2 separate regions of the Homo sapiens genome follow, and region 2 is linked to region 1. Evidence: chromatin loops called from intact Hi-C (ENCODE). Cell type or tissue: CD14-positive monocyte. All regions are shown on one strand. Each heading gives the region's core, and the rest is flanking DNA. Links, peaks and the distances in the headings are about the cores only. Region 1 overlaps AHDC1 (AT-hook DNA binding motif containing 1). Region 2 has its middle 19 kb from the start of IFI6.

Evidence for each region. Hi-C counts contacts between places; a loop is a spot of excess contacts. Peaks named below come from ENCODE experiments on the same cell type or tissue, not always from the same donor. Only the 100,000 strongest peaks of a DNase experiment are listed, where the experiment ranks them.
Region 2: it touches region 1 in a loop (2.1-fold over the local background); 1 of 110 quality-filtered maps calls a loop at or near these places.

Annotation. Positions count from the first base shown.
Region 1 is chr1:27,543,542-27,546,452 of GRCh38, forward strand. The region is part of intron 8 of AHDC1 (AT-hook DNA binding motif containing 1); the gene reads right to left. Among named protein-coding and RNA genes, the nearest start is that of WASF2, 55 kb to the left of the region's middle. In CD14-positive monocyte, for the core only: no CTCF peak of the experiment used is centred there; no DNase peak of the experiment used is centred there.
Region 2 is chr1:27,689,316-27,692,226 of GRCh38, forward strand. No RefSeq gene overlaps it. Among named protein-coding and RNA genes, the nearest start is that of IFI6, 19 kb to the left of the region's middle. In CD14-positive monocyte, for the core only: no CTCF peak of the experiment used is centred there; a DNase peak (open chromatin) is centred at 1,086.

The sequences.
Region 1 (2,911 bases), core at 132-2,631:
CCCCCGGTCTCCATGTGTGCAAACCTTGCCTATTCTTGAAGGTTGAGCTCCAGTGCAGCTTCTTCCACAGAACCTCAAAATCCATTTAAGATGTCAGACCCAGCAAGAGTTGTGGGGACTGGGGCGGGTGCGGTGGCTCACACCTGTAATCCCAGCACTTTGGGAGGCTGAGGCAGGTGATTCACAAGGTCAGGAGTTCGAGAACAGCCTGACCAATGTGGTGAAACCCCATCTCTACTAAAAATACAAAAAAGTTAGCTGGGCACAGTGGTGCGCCCCTGTAATCCCAGCTACAGGAAGCTGAGGCAGGAGAATCGCTTGAACCCAGGAGGCAGAGGCTGCAGTGAGCCGAGATCGTGCCACTGCACTCCAGCCTCGGCGACACAGTGAGGCTCCATCTCAAAAAGAAAAAAAAAAAAAAGTGTAGGGATTGTCCAATCCAACCTATCCTTTTGCAGATGGGGAATCAGGCGTGGGGAGATGAGAGGCAGCCATATGGCAGAGCACCCAGGCTCAGGAGGGACAGTACTGGGTTCTAATCCTGGCTCCACTATCTGCCAATGGATCCCCTGGGCAAGGTTCAGAGCTGCACCCATTTCCTCAACTCTAATGTGGGATAGGGCGGGAGGCAGGGGGTTGTGGTGGGGAGACACACCCCACCTCATAGTCTGCTGTGAAGGGTCAGTGAGGCAGCGTTACATAAAGGGCCCAGCACAAATGTCCCTTTTCTCATCAAGGGGGCAGAGGGCTGACTTCTGACCACAACACCCAGCTGTCCAGCAAATCTTTGTTTCTCACTGCCTCTGGGCACCTGCCACTCTCTGCCAGGTGTTTTCAGGTTTTTTGTGTACTTGTTTTAGTTTCCTGGGGTGGAGGCTGAACTGGAGGACAGGGGTCATGCCTGCTTTGTCTCCCCAGTACCCAGCACTGGATGGACACACAGGGGCTCAGGTTGGGAAACTAAGCTCAACTGCTGCTTCTCCAGTGCCTGGCGTCAAAACTGCTCACTGCTATTGGTGAATGAGCGTGTCCTTGTCCTCTCTGCTTAAGCCCTCTGTTGAGAGTGGCAACTCCCTCTATGAACTTTTTCCTTGCCACTCTCCTTCTCTGTATCTCCAACTCTTTCTCATTCCCGTGGTGATTTTGATCATCCCCTGGCACTGGGGGGTTGCCCTAGAGCCTGTGGGTCATCTTAGATAGAGAGAGGGGGCAGCCGTCCCACCACCTTGGCCTGGGCCATCATCACTGCATGTGTGGACTACTGCAGCTGGTCTCCCTGCTTCAACACTAGCCCTGCTCCACGGTGGCCTGGGGAATTCCAGCAGGGAACTCTTCAGTGGATCCCCACGTGTCTGGGAATGAAATTCAGACTCCTTCTAATGCCCCGCATGATCTGGCCTCGCTTGCCTCATCCCCTCACTTAGCTTTACTGCCTTCCCATAGGCAGTTTCTTAAAGCTGAGTCCCTTCCTGCCTCCAGGCTTTCCACACTGCTGTTCCCTCTGCCCAGAATGTTCTTCCCCCTCCCCGCCAGCTGTTCAGCCCCATCATTCCTCAGGCCTCAGCTTCAAGGTCCGGTCAGCATGCTGTGTGCGCTCACAAGCTTCTAGCTTTTTTCTCTTGTACAGTGCTTCCCACAGCTGGAATCAACACATGCTTAATGCCACTGTTTGCTGTCTTTCCCTCTAAATGGGAAGCCCCCTGAGGACCAGTACCTCATTTGTGGTGTTCACTGTGGTGCCCCCAATGCCTGGCTTCTAGTGGGTGCTGGACAGATGTCTCTAGAACAATGGAATGCATTGGTTTGAGGACAGCGCAGTTAACTCACAGCCCTGAGTGGGGAGCAGGGCCAGAATGTGGGGCTGGATGGCATCCCAGTTCCTCCTGCGTTCAGGCCTCACTGGGTGGTTCCATTATGTACTTCACTGAGCTGTGACCTGCCCAAACACCCAGCCCCCACACCCGTCCATTTTCCCACCCAGAGCCTGGGAGGAACGGTTTTTGGATTATTTCACATTTCTGGATTATCCATGAGACATCTCCCCGCCAGTGAGAAGGATCAAGAGTTTGACATTTTAAACCCTAAGCAGTTTCTCCCTGGCCTGCTTCAGATCTGAGGCTCTGCTGGTTGCAATGAGACGCATGGGGAATGGAAGGCCATTTTAATCTTGGCCTGGCTTCATCAGGAAGGAAAAGATGCTGCCAAAAAAAAAAAAAAAGTTTGCTTCATTGTCTCTGCCATGCAGAGCTGCGAGAGCCTAAGGGATTATCAAAGTAAATTTCCTTGAAAAGATGGGGAAACTGAGGCCCAGAGAGGGGCAAAAGCTTGGTCAAGGGCATGTGGGAAGTTGGTGGCCAATCTGGGAATGGTCCTCCCGGAGGCCTCCGGACTCCTGCATGCTGCCCTTTGTCACCTTCAGGCACCAGGGGAGCTGGGGTCTGGCAGAGAGGGGGCAACAAGTTTCCACTGACATGACTTCAGGACCCTGAGTCACCCTGGCCTTGAATGGCCTCCCAGAGCACGGATGGGACTTTCCAGGAGCCCAGCTACTCCTCCAGGAAGAGAAACTCCCAGGAAGCTTCAGTGGCAGCAGAGGTGAAGGGTGAGGGACGCAGGCATGCCCCCAGTCTGCCCCATCACCAACCACCACATCTGGGCCAATTTTGTGACAGATCTGTTGTCCAAAAGTGGGGCCAGTGGCGGCTGTATTTCGGGAGCAGGCTGTTCTTCAAGAAGATGGCTCCTTCAACCTTGTTCCCTTTGATCATTTTGGGGGCATTTTCTGTCTTTTATTTTCCTTTTTTAAAACACCAAATCTTGAGAATACTAAAACTGACTCCAACTAATGAGGTCACAGTACCTGATAAAAACAGTATCAAAACATTTAACACTCTTTAACTGAACTCTCAGA
Region 2 (2,911 bases), core at 145-2,644, 150 kb after region 1:
TCTGTAGTGTGCTGTGGATCCTGCATCAACCTCAACATGCTCTTCCATTCTGCAGCACTTGAAATCTAGTTACTCTTGCAATCCATCTTAGTAATGATTCCTCAGGAAGCTGAAGATAGTAATCTACAAAATGGAATAATTCCTTCACATCGTACCCTCTAGTCTATAGTGACTTGGTTTTGCCCTTCCCCTACATTGACTGTCCTCTTGGTAACCCAGTTCTCAGTTATTTTCTGTTTCCCTGCGTAAGTTTTCCCTTGGGGATCAGTTTGGAGGCTAGTGGCTGAAGCTCAGACTCACTGAAATCTGAACTTGGTTTAGCACCAAGGTCTGACACAGCACTCTCTTTCAATTTCATTTTAGCTATTATAGTTAACAGTAAACAAGAATGTTTTTCTTTTTGCTTATTAGTTTGCATTTCCTTATGCATCCAGTGAATCAACTCTCCAGGAGTTGGTTCTGTCTCTAAATTCCATTCATAACTTTTATCTTCAGTAACTGAGCACAGCACAGCTGCGGCTCTAAACCATGGGTGACCACATGGCTACTCAGGGATCAAAAGTTCCTCACCCAGCACTCTTTCATCCTTTCTCTTCCCAAACCACAACTTTCCATCAGCCCAGGCCATTCTAGCAAATCTCACTTCCGTGACACCAACTCTGCCAGGGTGGGGGGAAACAACACTCAGTGTGCCTGTTCTATTATCTCACTTAACAACAACAATCAACACAGAAGACTTTTGTGACCAAATTTGTATGTGAGGATTTCCCCACACACCAAGCAGCAGTCACCAGTTGAGTGTCCTCTGATTCAATTCAGACACTACCTACTCTGAGATAGTGTTATCAGAAAGGGGTCCCGATCCAGACCCTGAGAGGGTTCTTGTTGGATCTTATGCAAGAAAGAATTTGGGGCAAGTCCACAGAGTAAAGTGAAAGCAAGTTTGTTAAGAAGAAACAAAAGAATGGCTACTCCCTGAGGGCCACTGGGTGGCTATTTTTATGGTTATTTCTTGATGATATGCTAAACAAGGGGTGAGGTATTCATTCGTTTTCTGGGAAAGGGGTGGGGATTTCCCAGAACTAAGGGTTCCTCTTCCTTTTAGACCATAGAGGGTAACTTCCAGATGCTGACAAGGCATTTGTAAACTGTTATGGCACTGGTGGGAGTGTCTTTTAGCATGCTAATGCATTATAATTAACATATAATGAACAGTGAGGACAACCAGAGGTCACTTTCGTTGCCATCTTGGTTTTGGCAGGTTTTGGCCAGCTTCTTTACTGCATCCTGTTTTACCAGTGGGATCAGTGGGGTCTTTGTGACCCGTATCTTGTATTGACCTCCTCTCTCATCCTGTGACTAAGAATGCCAAACCTCGTGGGAAAGCAGCCCAGCAGGTCCCACCCTTATTTCATCTAGCCCCTGTTCAAGATGGAATTGCTCTTCTTGGAACACCTCTGACATATTTCCCCCCTCCCTTTTACGAGGGGACTCTTAAGCCTAAGGGTTGTAGAGGGTTGTAGATCTATCCTCTGTAACGTCTTCAGGCTGAATAGGGGAGATAATATTTTTGCCTAATTATTAGGGTCTTTTGTATTCAGGGTAGAGAAGAGCTCAGTCAGTTATGGTGAAGGCCATTCATAACTCTTCCAGATATCACCTTCTGTTCTGACAAAAGGTGCTATGTGAAAGATAATAAATGTTCAATTTAAGAAAATGTTGAGTAGCCTTATTTTGCGTTTCTACAAAATAGTACAACAGCAATATATTCCACAGTGGTAAAGGAAATAAGTAAAATTATCCCAGTAGACTGAATAAGAAGGCTTTTCATGAACTTGACTATTGTTGGAACCAAGTTGTTAGGGGATCACTAGCTGATTCCAATACATGACCAGAATTAGAATACTGATCTAGATTTTTACATTACCTATTTCCCTCTTTTCTTTTGAGCAGCAGCCAGAGATCACTGGTTGATTTACAGGAATAAGTAGAGTCAGTCTAAATTTCAAAAAAAACCCGCAAAAACAAAGATGAGATTAGAATCTAATAACAGATGTACAAAAGTTTTTGAAACATAATTTTTTTCTCTCCAGTCCCCATTTTCATTGAAGACAAGTCAAGGTAGGACTGATTTGTTTGCAAAATAAGCTTTAGTCTTATTATACTTGTCCTGATTATTTATATAAAGTGCAGTAAGATTAATTATTTGCCATGCAGGCTCCTTTTAAAATTGGCTTTGATGGAACTTTATTCCATAAGTAATCTTAGATTAGACTTTTTAAAGCCTTGAGCCCAGCCAAGAATTTATCTGTCTATTCCTGAAAATACCTGTATGAGTTGGGTGAATTCCTTTCCAGTTCTCAAGATAATTTGGGGTTCCTGGGCTTGTCAGAAAGTGACATTCTTTACTTACTACAGATCAGGAACCCTGTACAGGGATTGCATAGACAGGGTATAAGGCTAGTTTTCTCAAGGGGCATTTTTTTTTTTTGACTCTGTTAGTCGGCTTTCATTCTTTAAAGCTGTCTGTATCTGAAAGCACACCATCCCAGTCAAAGCCTTGGTAAAATAATCAGTGTCTCCAACTGTGTCCTGTTATAAAACAAAACAGATTCTTATTGCACTTATGCAAATAACTTAACTATAGTGCCATAAGTTAAGAATACTCACAAATAGTTTCCAAATTCTGGTAAAATCAAGTAGTGAGAAAGAAATATGCTGAAAATTTTGCTCATAGGGGTATGCTTTATTCAATTGTTAAAAACTGTTGATAGCTCAAAAGAAAAGTTTTCTTGACTCTGAAAAACCAAACAGAAAGGATGAGCAACATTTTAAGTAAAACATCAGAAAAAGATTATTTTGGTGTTCTATTAGTTTAGTCTATGCAATTGATTCCTGTTTTGCTTGATAT